2 separate regions of the Homo sapiens genome follow, and region 1 is linked to region 2. Evidence: chromatin contacts called from ENCODE Hi-C or POLR2A ChIA-PET data. All regions are on one chromosome and are shown on one strand. Each heading gives the region's core, a stretch centred on a gene start or an enhancer-like site at or near the end of the contact. The rest is flanking DNA. Distances are from core to core; before and after follow the strand shown.

The links. A loop is a pair of places that touch in the nucleus more often than their neighbours do. ChIA-PET counts read pairs that join two places held with the same protein, here RNA polymerase II (POLR2A). Pooled maps may share reads with other maps.
Region 1: a pooled map shows a loop between it and region 2 (6-fold over the local background). The contact joins the promoter of SLC12A6 here to the promoter of KLF13 in region 2. A Hi-C loop is called at or near these places in 2 of 37 single-sample maps with no recorded cell type and 8 of 50 pooled maps. POLR2A ChIA-PET finds 5 or more read pairs at or near these places in 1 of 52 experiments (Panc1).

The regions. Positions count from the first base shown.
Region 1 is chr15:34,333,239-34,340,171 of GRCh38, reverse strand. It overlaps SLC12A6 (solute carrier family 12 member 6), which reads left to right and starts at 2,391. Exons shown (of 26, transcript NM_001365088.1): 1 at 2,391-2,840; 2 at 3,420-3,762. The coding sequence starts at 3,492. RefSeq lists a silencer at 1,977-2,536 and enhancers at 3,826-3,945, 4,147-4,216, 4,277-4,326, 5,954-6,003.
Region 2 is chr15:31,322,271-31,328,595 of GRCh38, reverse strand. KLF13 (KLF transcription factor 13) reads right to left here and starts at 1,761. Exons shown (of 2, transcript NM_015995.4): 1 at 807-1,761. The coding sequence starts at 1,383. RefSeq lists an enhancer at 2,039-2,552 and a promoter at 1,580-2,636.

The sequences.
Region 1 (6,933 bases), core at 1,142-3,641, 3.0 Mb before region 2:
ATAATTAATAGAAGACAGATGATTTTGAAATACATTACTGAAACATATAGGAATGGTGAAATGAGATACTTGTTTCCTGTCAAGGAATTTTATTTCTTAGCCTGTTCACTTACTTGCAGGGTTCTTAACATTGGATCTGAAGGATTTTAAAGAGTTAACTTAGAGAAATTGTGAAATGGGATACTTGTTTCCTGTCAAGCAATTTTATTTCTTAGCTTGTTCACTTACAGGATTGGATATAACATTGGATCTGAAAGATTTTTAAAAGTTATCTTATCCAATTAAGGGGATAATGATTGGAGACATGTTTCTTAAGCACCAAAGTCAGTAAGTGAATTTTGCTACCAGTTTTTTAATGTTGGCTGCAGTTCTGCCTTTATCTTACAAAAAAGAAAAAAAAAAAAGAATTAGCATTGCTCCATGCTACCACCTGTGTAGACTTAAAAGCTTTAACCTGAAAATATTCCTAATGAATATAGAGGAGAGAAAGCAAACTGGCATGAATATAAAAAGGACTTTTTCCATAAGAGATCCCCTGAGGAATGAGGCTTCATTTTGCACCAGAGGCTGTGTCTCCCTGAGAAAATAAAGAGATCCCTGGGGTATTAACGTCTGAGACATACATTTATAGAGCTTGGTTAGTGCTCAGAAACAAGAAAAGTCTTAACAGGGATAGTATATTGGAATTAGGTGGTACATATAAGTAAATGCAGATACACTGGTAGGAAATTGGGTTTCATAAAAATTCTGTGTTTCTTTATAAAGGAAAAGTCTGAAGTTTGAATGAACGGCAGGCCTGCCTGAGGAAAAAATTGATCCTGCTGAGGATGGATGAAAGCTGTGGGCCTGAATCAAGAAACCCAGACTTTATAAAGAGTCAAACTTTAGGAGGTTTACACTTTACATTAGGATTTCTCATTTTGTTACCAGGATCTTTTTAACCTTTTTGATCCTTTAATCCTTGAAAGGATTTGGACTTTGTGTGTCATTTGATAAAAGAGAACTTCCGGGAATACAGTTCCCATTGCTAGGAGTGCTGCTTAAACATAACCACTTGTGAGGAGCCAAGACCCCAGGCAAAACCGGGGGCCAGTTTCTGGGCCCAGGTGATTGTTAAATTTAGAGGTCTTGATCACAGCTATAGGAAATAGCTTTTCAAACAAAACATTGGTGAGTCAGAATTTATCGAACACCACCATTTATACATTAAATAAACACTAAGAAAAAATATTCTAGCGACAAATGTAGTGGTGAAAACATGGAATGGATTTGAGAAAATACATCAACGTCTTCTCCAGGTATAAAAAAACGTATTATTTAGTGGAACTTTCAGTCTGACTAGAAAGTGGACATAGCATTTATTAAAAGGACAAGAACAACAACAAAAAATTAAAGTAGGACAAATGTGTTTAAGGTACTTTATAGTTTTATTTTTATTTATTTATTTCTTTGAGACGGAGTTTTGCTCTTGTCCCCCCAGGCTGGAATGCAATGGTGCGTTCTCGGCTCACTGCAACCTCCGCCTCCCAAGCTCAAGCGATTCTCCTGCCTCAGTCTAAGGAATAGCTGGGATTACAGGCACACGCCACCACGCCCGGCTAATTTTTGAATTTTTGGTAGAGACGGGGTTTCGCTATGCTGGCCAGGCTGGTCTGGAACTCCTGAGCTCAGGTGATCGATCACGCCCGCCTCAGCCTCCCAAAGTGCTAGGATTACAGTCGTGAACCACCGCGCCAGGCCTACTTTATAGTTTTAATTTTTTTTTTTTACATAAAAGTGGTTTATTTGTATGTAGACCTCTACATAAAAATTACAATGAGGGTTATTCCCAGGTATAGGAGCGGTGTTTCTGGTTAAAGAAATCATGAATGATGTTTTCAGAGACACTCATGAAAGAGAAATGGCTCCCCGGGTTCTGAGGGTGAGGAGCAGCGCCCGCCCTCTAGGATGCTTCCAGAGTGAGTGTGCAGCACAGCCGGACCGAGGAAAAGGATTATTCCCCTCTTCACGCGGGTCGGGCCGTGCCCTGGACTACAGCTCCCGTCGTGCCCCTGGCCACTCGTATTCGGCCCCGCCCCGCCTGCCGTGTCCCGCGGCGAGCGCAGGCGCGCTGCACTCGGTCACCGCGGGCTGCGGCGGCTGGGCGGGGCTTTCGGGCGCCCGCGGGACGGTTCCGCCCTCTCACTGCACCCCCGGGCTTCTCTTCGCAAGGTTCACCTCGAATGAGGAACAAGCGGGGAGGGAAGGGAAGGGCTGCGGCGGCGCGGGCGCACCCCGTCGGGCCCGGGGCTGGGGGAGGCCAGGTCACGTAACTGCTGCTCTGGCGTCGGGCCGGGGAGGGGGCGCCAGCCCCGGCAGCGCGAACCCTGCGCGCGCCGCGGCTCTGAAACAGTTACCGGCTAGTAAACAACAGCTGCGCGCGCACCCGCATCAGCTGGCGCCGGGATACTGCACCTGCGACCTCCTTCTCCCTCACCCTGCTGCCCAGTCAGGCCAGCCTGCGTGGCCGTCTCCTCCTCTACTGGGACCCTGAGGAAGAACGACGAGGGGGTGACCTGCGCCGGGGCGGGGGTAGGGGAGAACGCGCCTCCGGCAAAGGGGGTGGCTCGTCCTGTCACACGCAGGAGAAACCTAGCGAGCGGACCGTGGCTCAGTGGACTAGCTACGACTTGCCACGACTCTGAGCTGCAGTCCGAGGTGTCTTGATCCGCTAACCTCCTCCCAGACCCCGAGGACCTTTCTGCTAGGAGAAGAGCGGGCGCGCCACCCCCACCGACCTCTCGGAGACAGGAATCCGCTCTGCCCCTGCATCCTCCTCTGCTCACCCTTCTCTCAGTAGTGTGGGTTATTTTTCCCGTTATGCATGTGCACCTTTCCCACCAGACCCAAGTGGATTGTCGACATCAAAAACACCGGGTGGCTTTGCATACACCTCCCCCCAGCCAGACCTGTGGGGTATTCACCTGATACACAACAGGTGGCCGGGTGTACACCTTTTAGCAATCTGATCCACGCTATAGTCGCCTGATAAAGGTTTGCCTGCACGCACTTCGCCCAACTAGAACCGTGGGACACTCACCAGATAAAGGACTACCTCGACAGGAAACTGGGGGCTGAGGGGAGGGAGGCTTCATCTGCTGCCCTGAGACCATGGCACTGAGCCTTCAGCCCCGGACCAGAGGGGTTAGCTAGGTAGCTCTTCATTCTGAAGGAAAGAAGTCACACAAGATTGGCATTGTTTTGTCTTTTTGTTTTTTGTTTTTTTCTCTCTTAAAAAATATATTCACCTATTGGTGATGCACTTTCTAGGACAGTCGGCTTGAATTCTGAGTAGAAGTATTCTTAGTTGGGGCTTTTTGTGTGGTGTGAATCAAGGTTATTGAAATGTGTTATTTTTCAAGTTATCTTTTGTATTGCAGTCAAAAGTAGCTAGCGTAAGAGGAAGATTTTGCGAGGTTCCCCCCACTTTTTTTGTTCTTAAAAAGAACAAAATGCATCCTCCAGAAACCACCACCAAGATGGCTTCAGTTCGGTTCATGGTGACACCGACAAAGATCGATGACATTCCAGGTTTGTCAGACACCAGTCCGGACCTCAGCTCTCGATCTAGTTCCCGAGTAAGATTTAGCTCCCGGGAAAGCGTGCCTGAAACAAGCCGGAGTGAGCCTATGAGTGAGATGTCTGGGGCCACCACTTCGCTGGCAACTGTTGCACTGGATCCACCCAGTGACCGGACTTCTCACCCCCAGGATGTCATCGAGGGTAAGTAGAAACACAGACCGCAGCATACTTTCATTACTGGGTTCTTTATCCAAGATGACCATCTATGGATCTGGAAGATCATAATCATATAATTATGATTATAATAGTCATCAGGAACCAAGGCATCTCTTTGTGAGATGCTTAGGAACTCTTTGGAATAATAGCATAGTGGCTCTTTGCAGTAGTAATTTGGTATGTGGGAAGGTGTATGACAAGAAGGAAGGCAAATGTATATTTTAACTTCCTCATTTTTGTCTTCTTAGAAATGAAATGGGTATTTTGGTTAAAAGTGAATATCAAAGAATGTAATCGTTTTCAGCACACAGAATCCTAAATTTTAAAATTTAGTGAGTTGGATATGTGTTCTGTAGCCATCATTGGCTATTTCAGTCTGCTTTAAGACTGGTTTCATGGAGTAGTTACTGGTCGTATCTTAGCAGCTTTCCTCCAAGACTTCGAATGTGTATTGCAAAATTCTTTTTTGAAATCTGTATTTTTATGGAGACCTTGACACAAGTAGCTAAGCCCACTCAGGGTGATGGTGGGTAGACCTAATGTGCTATTCTGTCAAATGGAAGACTTCTGAAAAGGCTTTTAGGGCCTGATTCCCATGTAATTTATTCTCTCTGAGCTTTAGATGGAAAGTCTGATGATTAGAGTTAGCAGGTAGCACACAAGCCACTCCTGGCTCATGTTGACTGCTACAGACCTTTAGCTTCCTAAACCAGTTTGTGTGTGTCAGCTGGCTTGGTTTTATTTGAGGTACTGGGAAGAGGTGATGGAAGAGAGAGAAGAGAGAAAATGGGGAGATCATAACATTTTTTGGACTCTGAAATTTAAAAGTTTGAGACCTGTACTGCTTTATATATTTAGTTTTATGCTGTGTTGTAACTAATGTAATCTTTTAATGATAAAAATTTCCCTTAAAGACTCTTAAAATAATATTCCACCCAAGTTTGAAAACCATAGCCTCACCCACTGACTTGTGAAAGCAAGGCTTACTCACCATTTTCCGGTGTCAGGAAATATTGTTCCTTTTAACCTAAAGGGTTCAGGAAACCAGAATGATTTTAGTTCCCTAATTCTGTTTGTGTTTTTAGTATCTGGAGACAAGGTAGATTTGGTAAAGTTTACAGTCCTAGAATTCACTCATCCTTGACTAATCATTTTTTCTTTTATGGAGACATAGGTTGGTTCTCAGACTTTACTGTTTTCAACTTTTTGACAAATTTTACAGTGTGTCATACACTGGATTAAAATTACAGTATGGAATACAAATTTATCATTTCCTCTTCCTCCAAATTAATTCCAAATTGTGGTTTTAGTTTTTATCCATCATGCTGTATTTAGGTTGTAAAAATTCCAGGTAAAGACTATACCAGTGTTAATTTCTTAATATTGTAATTATCATTAGGTAATTTATAGTTTAGTTTGTTAGACTTGTGACTTACATGTTACAGAATTGTATTTTTATTCTTTGGAAAAGTGGACTTAGTAATGTGTTAGACCAGCAGAACAGGTTCCTTGTCCAGTCTGCGGTTCTTACGTTACCCTTAAGCATTCTTTACAGTCTAAAGTGGTATCCTTTTACACTATAGGGGTAAAAATGGGACTACAGGGGTAAAAATGGGGACATATCTAAGTGAAATTTATGTTTGTTTACGTGGTTACAGATGTTAAAAGCTTGGTTCTCTATATAACACATTCCTTACTTAATGTTTAAATATTCTCCGGTACCCAGATGAAAGGGAAATTAATAGTCTGGCCATTAGAGAGGACTTTGCCCTATTCTCGTGGAACTTTATACTTTCTCAGTGACCTACCTTTTCTCTTTTTTTTTCTTTCTATATTTAAAAAAATTCTTATGATGACTGTCATCATGTGATAAATTTTCCCCACCATTAGAAGAAACCACTTAGAAACACAATTATTTCACCCTTGACTTCTCAGTATGTGAAAGCCCTTGTTAGATTTAGATGTAGATCTTCAAAGGGTGCTGTTGTGAAGAAAAGGGCCTAATGTTAATATACACTTCCCTCTAGGCTGGCTTTAATATAGATAACAACTGCATCCTTTCTACAGTTGACTCTCCTTAAGCTCATAGTGCATTTCACAGTTAGTTTGCTATTTTAGTATTTACAGTTCTCTGAATTTTTTCACCCTTTGTACATCCTTCTGTGGTTGTGACATTAGTATGATTCTCCTTTCCCCCATGCCTCCCACGTTTCTTCCTGTAGAGAAACTTCCCACCCGAAGTTTCTTGTCATATGTCTTCTACTCACATTACATCACACAAACAGGAGGTGACACATGAAGTTTTTTTTGTTTTTTTTTTTTTTGAGATGGAGTTTCACACTTGTTGCCCAGGCTGGGGTACAAGGGCGCAATCTCCACTCACTGCAATCTCTGTCTCCCGGGTTCCAGTGATTCTTTTGCCTCAGCCTCCCAAGTAGCTGAGATTACAGGCATGCACCACCACACCTGGCTAATTTTTTGTATTTAGTAGAGATGGGGTTTCATCATGTTAGTCAACCTGGTCTCAAACTCCTGACCTCAGGAGATACACCCACCTTGGCCTCCCAAAGTGCTGGGATTACAGGCGTGAGCCACAGCGCCCAGCCCTACATGAAGTTTTAAATACTTATTTCAGTATATTTTAATTTTTTCTGCTGTTGGCTTTCTGAGTAGTTTTCTTTCTGCTATCAAAGTAATTTTTCTTTCATTTTGGCAAGGCTCCATTTGAATTTATAGGACTGTCCAGTTGGTAAAATCAAGAATCTTAGCAGTGTATTAGCTTATGTATGAAGAACGCCTTAAAGATACAAAAGAAACTGTTGAGAGTGGATGCCTCTGGAAAGTGAGTTACAAAAATAGAGTGGAGCCAGGCACGGTGGCTCACGCCTGTAATCCTAGCACTTTGGGAGGCCGAGGCGGGTGGATTCCCTGAGCTCAGGAGTCCGAGACCAGCCTGGGGAACACGGTGAAACCCTGTCTCTACTAAAAATACAAAAAATTAGCCAGGCGTGACGGCGTGCGCCTGTAATCCCAGCTGCTCGGGAGGCCTTGACAGGAGAATTGCTTGAATCCAGGAGGCGGAGGTTGCAGTGAGCTGAGATCACGCCGCTGCACTCCAGCCTGGGTGACAGAGCGAGACTCTGTCTCAAAAAAAAA
Region 2 (6,325 bases), core at 512-3,011:
CCAGGGCAGGTGAGAGGTGGGCAGGCGAGAGGGCAGCACGGAGGATGGGCAGCGGCCAGGGCATTCCTTTCCGGAGAGAGCCTCGAGGCCGAGGAGCCTAGGGCCGGGCGCGCCCCCGCCGGGCCGGATGGGCGGGGGCTCCCACAAAGAGCCGCAGGCGGGGAGCGGGACCCGGGACCGCCCCCCGCATCGCCAAGCGCCGCCGCTGACTTTGGTTACGACAAATTAAACCTTAGAGCGCTGGAAAAATTACAGGAAGAAGAGAGCGAAGAATGTGCCGAGTGGCGAAGGAAACCTTGTCCCTGCGTGAACTTCGCCCGCCGCGCGCCGGGGCCGGCCCCTCCCCTCCTGAGCGCGCGCCCGGGCAGCGGGGGAGGAAACGAGGAGGGACCCCGGAGAGCGTCCCCTGCCCCCGCTCCGGGCGCCCCACCGTCACGAGTGCCGCCTGCGGTCCACACCCAGGCCGCCCGCACCTGCCCGCGCCGCCTCCCGGCCGGGAGGGGTCCCCGCCCCCAGCCCAGATGACTATATCCGCCCCCGCGGCCCCACCCGAGCGCGCCCGGGGAGGGGGCGTGCCCGGCGGGGGCGCGGTCGCCTGGCGGGCGCCGGCTCCGAGAGCCAAGACCCGCCTCGCGCGACGCGCGGGGCCAGCCGCGGGTCGGAGCGGCAGGGGAAGGGGCGAGGCCCCGGGCGTTCCGGCCCGCCCGGCCCCCACCTCGCGCCCCATCGGGGACTCCGGGGGCGTGGTCGGGCAGCTCGCGCCGACCCCGTCCGCGCGATCCGGGCGCCCGCGCCGCCCCACTGACCTGTGTGAGTTCTCAGGTGCGCCTTGAGGTGCGAAGATTTCCCGTAAACTTTCTCGCAGCCCGCGTAGTGGCACTTGTGCTTCCTCTGCGGGGACTCGAGGTCGGCGCGACTTCGGCCCCGCCGGACCCTTTGTCTGAGGCCGGGCTCGCCGCTCCCCGCGGGCCCCGGCTCCCGCTCGGGCTCCAGCCCCGCCTCGGGCTCCGGCTCGCTCCACGCCGGGCTGGGGGGCGCGGCCGCCGCGCCTTCGGCGCCGGGGGAGGTGGGCTCGGGGGCGGGCGGCGGCAGGCGGCAGGGGGTCCTCGCCTTCCGGGCCGCGGCGCCCTCCCTGCGCTCCGCCGGGGCGGGCGCCGGCGCTTGCTGGTTGAGGTCCGCTAGGATCCGCGCCACCACGAAGAGCGAGGCGCTGTCCTTACCGTCGCGGCGCTCCTCGACGCGGGGCAGCGTGGGGGTGGCGGCCACGGCCGCGCCCTCGGGCCGGGACTCCGGCCCCTCCCGCGGCCCGTGCACGACCGCGCGGCTCGACATGGACACGAGGCACTCGGCGGCGAAGTGGTCCACATAGGCGGCGGCTGCCATGCTGCGGGCTGGGGCCGGCGGCGGTGCTCTTGCTGCGAGTCGTCAGCCGCGCATCCGCACCCACGGCCTCGGGAGAGCGGGCGGGGGGCGGGGGCGCGGCGCGCCCTCTCCTCGGGCTGGGCTGGGCTGGGCTGGGCGCGCAGCCGCCTGTGCCGTCACCCGCGCGGCTCCGCGTCTGCGAGGCGCCGGCCCGGCCGGGCACCGAAGAGTGAGCGCATGGGGCGCGCGGGCGACTGGGGTCCCCGCGCGGCGTCAGGGGCGGCCGGTTCTAAGGATGCCGAGCGGCAACGTTAGGGACCACCTCGCCAAGTCGCGGCCGCAGCTTCGCCGCGCATTGTGGCAGGCGGGACAGCTGCCGTGCGCGCCGCGGCTCCGTGTGGGCGGCCCGGCCCCGGGGGTGGGCGGGGCCGGGGCCACATCTGGACCCGACGTCAGCCCCCAGCCACATCCTGGCGGCGCAGGTTACAGGCGGCGGCGGCTGCGGGGAGCTGCGCGCGCGGAGGGGGCGGGGACCCCAGAGCGCGCACCGGCGGAACGGAGCGGTCGCGTGCCCGCGCCTGGGCAAGGGGGCGTGACCGAGGGCCGGGACAGACGCCATTGGTCCGTGAGTGCACGGCCAGGCCAATCCGAGCCGTTAGAGGGGCGTGCCCGGTCCCGGGCCCTGCGCGCGCCAGTGGGCGTGTCCCCTGGGCCGGTGGGAGGAGGGGCGGAAACTGGAGCGGGGCGCGCTGACGCATGACGTCCGGGGGCGGCGGGCCGGGTAGTCGCGGCGCGGAGCGGCTGCTTGTACCCCCCGCGGCGGGGACACAGCGAGCACTTCTCTGCCGGAGCTTTTATGTGGTGACAGCCTTGGCCCCCGGCATGGAGGGGAGCGGTTTCTGGAGGGCGCCATTTGTTCCTCCCGCGATGGGCGCCGGCGGGGAGGCGTGTCTGCCCGGCCGGGCGCGGGGCTGCCTAGGGGCGGAACGCACTCGCGCCGCGCCCTCCGCCGCCGGCTTGCCGGGTGGCCGCGCCTAGAGCCTCAGGCCGCTCGCCCTCCCCACGCCCCTGCCTTGCAGAGCTCCGGGAGTCCGGGCGGGGCAGCTCCCGCGGGAGGGACAGACTCGGGCTCGTTCCTGGGGTCCGGGGTGCGGCCGCGCTGCCCTTCAGCTCGGGTCAGCCCGAGCAGGACTGGCCTCGGCTGGCGGTGAGCCTGGCAGCCCGGGTGGCGCGCCCACCGCGGCCTGTGCCTCCAGAAGCGAACTACGTGCCAGGGCGGCCGGCGCCGCTGCTGAGGGAACGCGGGGCCCCTTCCTCCCCATCCCGCCGCAGGCCCGCTGCCAACTCTTCTAGGCTGCCCCTCTCCCACCGCGGTCGGGGGGGCTTCAAACGCCACCAGCTGCGAGGACCCCGCCCACCGCGCCCCACCCGCCCGCTGTCTGGGCCTCCCGGAGGAAATGCTCGGCTGCGCCCAGCCCGCGCCTCCCAGCCCGGGCTGGGCCACCTTGCCCTTGACTCTCACGGTAACCCCTACCCCAGCCCGCGGCCCCAGCCATTCTCCAGGCCTGGGCCGTCCTCGGAGACGCCGGTGAATAACTTCCCACCGCCGCGGAACCGGGCTCAGCAAACCCCCTACTGCCTCGCCCCGTTGCATTGTGCTTAATGGACGTTCGAAGGAGTCAGCCACCCTTGCTGTGTTCTGAGAGGAGCCTGGAGAATGAAGGAGCCCGGGCACTCACCCTCAGTGGACCCTCGCAGTGGGAGGGGGGTGTCATTCTTCTCTCAGAATTAAGGTTAATAGCCGAGTTCGAGTTCTCACCAAATTAATTTGGGGTTGGAGCTCAGTAAGACTGGTTTTCAGGTAACCGACGAGGGACCGAAACGGCCATTCTGGGTTGCGTGTTACGGTGAACAGCAAACTGCATGGATGTTTGAGCACCCTCAGTATCTGTAACTAAAACCCTGAAATGCGGTCTCGCTGATTGAGTTGCTACCCTCTGGGGAGACTAAAGGTGCTGGACTGGGTCTGGTCCCTTTAGGAGGGTCTGTGCTTGGTAGAAAGTAATCGTGTTTCTTCCAGGCAGATTGTGTTGATGACATTTAATAAGAGACGTGTGTCCTGACCAAGTAATGATTCGGAATGTTCCTCTATTCCCACCACATGTCACAATTAGTCACTTCTTAAGGAAGGAGTGGTCCTACACCAGCTTATCAGCCACCCATACCCTCCTGGCCCCTTTCCAGCCAGCAGAATTCTCCCCAATCTTCAAGGTGCCACGTCTCCCCACTGGGTCACCCCAGCCGGCATACACAATGGTAGGCCGTCTAGAGTCTGCACTATTCTAGTATTAGGCTACTACAGCCATGAACAAAACAGGCCTGCCTTGGGTGAGGGGATGCCCTACGTGGTCAAGGGTCCTCTGCATTGATGCACCCCCCTAAGAGTTTTCCAAGAATGTGGGTCCCAAAGAATTTTGACTGTGCTCTGTGGCATTCTGTATAGAAAACTGAGCTCCTTGGCTGGTTTCTCAAAAATCCACTCATTTGATGATTGTCGTGGTGTTCACTGACTTTATCCCAAACCTACATGGAAGGGTCTTCCGGACAGACAGCTCTTCCCCAAAGAAAATCTCCTCTTAGCTAAGAGTCCATGTTTTCTTTTCTAAGTAAGATTTTGACAGAGATGGCATATGTATATGTGAGGGCTGGGTCGTCTCGTTTCAAATGGAAGCAACAGAAAAGCAGAGCAGGTGTGTCTGGGGCGTATAGAGACTGAAGGCTGAAAGGGTGGTTGAGTTTCTGGGTAAAGTTGGTGGATGGTTAGTATGTATTGACTTTAACTTCCTTCTGGAGCATTTGTTAGAAGGCAGAAATCCACAAAGACAGGGAGAACAAGAGAGGAAGTAACAGCAACGCAGTTCTTGAAGCTAAAATACTTAGCAGATCCAAGAAAATGAAACCCTGAGATAGTAGCTAGGAAGGAAAGCTAAGAACATACTCCATGGAATCCCCCAGAAGGTTCACTAATGGGTGGCACTACGTACCTCTGAATGTGAGAGTAAACGGGGGTGAAAATAAGATTGGCAGAACGTCAGCTTGAGGAGCACTCAGATGCCCATATCTGCACCCCAATTTCATGCAGCCTGACAACTGCCCCTTCCTTGTTCTGACGAAAGGCTGGATATTTATGACCTGAAAAAACTAAAAGGCAGCGTCTTGGGTAGGTGGACACCAGGCACAATTAAGGACAGAGGTACGGTAATAGGATCAGGGGATTAAATACACACATGGATACTGGATGCTGAGACCCACAAACCCCTTTTTGGGATTTCAGAATGCAAGCAGCCAGGAGACTAGAAGGGTCTTTCCTGGGGTAGCCAACCATGCCAAGGGGAAACACCCAGACATTCTAACATTTGTGGCTGCCCAATTAAACAGCCAGCTCACCCTATAGGGAAGGCCACAGTTAACACTGCCACTCATGTGCACAGAAGTTCTCATCAGCCTCTCAGTCCCTCCCAGGCCAAGGACAAGCAGGGAGCCAGAGCTGACCGGCATCTCAGGAAACCCTGTGTCATGAAATACAAAGCCACAATAGAGTTTTTAAAAAGCAAGTTGGAAGAAACAGACTATGCAGAAAGAAAGAAACATCAACAAAACCATCAATAATGTCATTAAATTTTAAAAGACATACAACCTGTGAAGGGAGAACATATATAAAGAAACATTCAGGGGAAAAAAAGTGTTCTTGAGATGTTTACAAGGTAACAGAAATGTAAAAGTAAAAAACCTCCTTGAAAGTAGAACCAAAATTTTTTTTAAAAAATGGAAAGTAGAGAAAAGCTAAATTAGTGGACCAACCAAAAAAATTATTGATCAATGAGTAGGGACCCAAACAGGTGATCAGAGAAAACACAAGAGAGAAAATCGTCAATGAATTATTAATCCAAGAGAGGCCTTCACGACATATGCTGAAAGGGAGAGAGCCCAACACAGTGGGAAAGAATAGCTCTACGCCAAGGCATATCATTGGTGAGTTTCAGAATGCAGGGGACAAAAGTGTCCTAACATTAAAACAGGTCACCTACGGATAGTCGGGTCAGAATGACTGTGGGCCTCTCCACAACAACCAGTTGAAGTTAGAAGGAAGGGAACAAAGCCATGGGAAATAAATGTAAAGGAAAATTATTTTCCAGCCTTCACCCAGCCAAACTATAAACCAAGTATTTTTCAGACGCATGAGGTTTCAAAAAATTTATCCCCCATGCATCCTTTCTCATAGTAGGAAGCCACCAGAGATTATACTTCATCAAAACAAAGATGTAAACCAAGAAAGCAGGAGACGTGATCCACAAAGCAGGGAAGTCATTGCAGGATGGAAGGGAAAGTAAGTCCCAGGTGATAGCTGCCCAGCCAGGTGCAGAGTGTCAGCAGCCCAGGCTGGAGCAGATCGGCAGCTCCAGGAACACGTCTTCAAGAGGTAGAATGAACAGAGTCCCTGTATCAGTCAGGAGAGGCTGGGCCACACTGCAAAGCTCAAAGGTTTATTTCTGGCCATGCTGCGTGTCCATAGGGAGGCACCTGGGGACAGCAGGTTGATGGAGCAGCCTCTGTCTAGAATGTGCTGGTTGCCGCACAGAAGACAAGGGATAGCATGGACCCAAGGGTGTTAACTATCCCTTCTTTCCCACACACGAAATACATTTTACCCCTCCCTGGGTGGGCCTGACCCATCTCACATGCCTTTTTAGTCTGAGTCTAGAGCCCAGAGACAGGATAACAGGAATTTGAGGTGAGGGACATTCTATGGCAGCCAGTCAAAGCCCAGGACCCCCGTGGGAGGAACAGTGGCTTCTTCATGTGGCTCATGTGGTTCCTCTTGGTTTAGAGACCTACGGCCTAAAGATGAATTGTCTGGGCCCCCGCTGCTCGTATGCACACCCAATGCTGAAAGTGCAAAGAG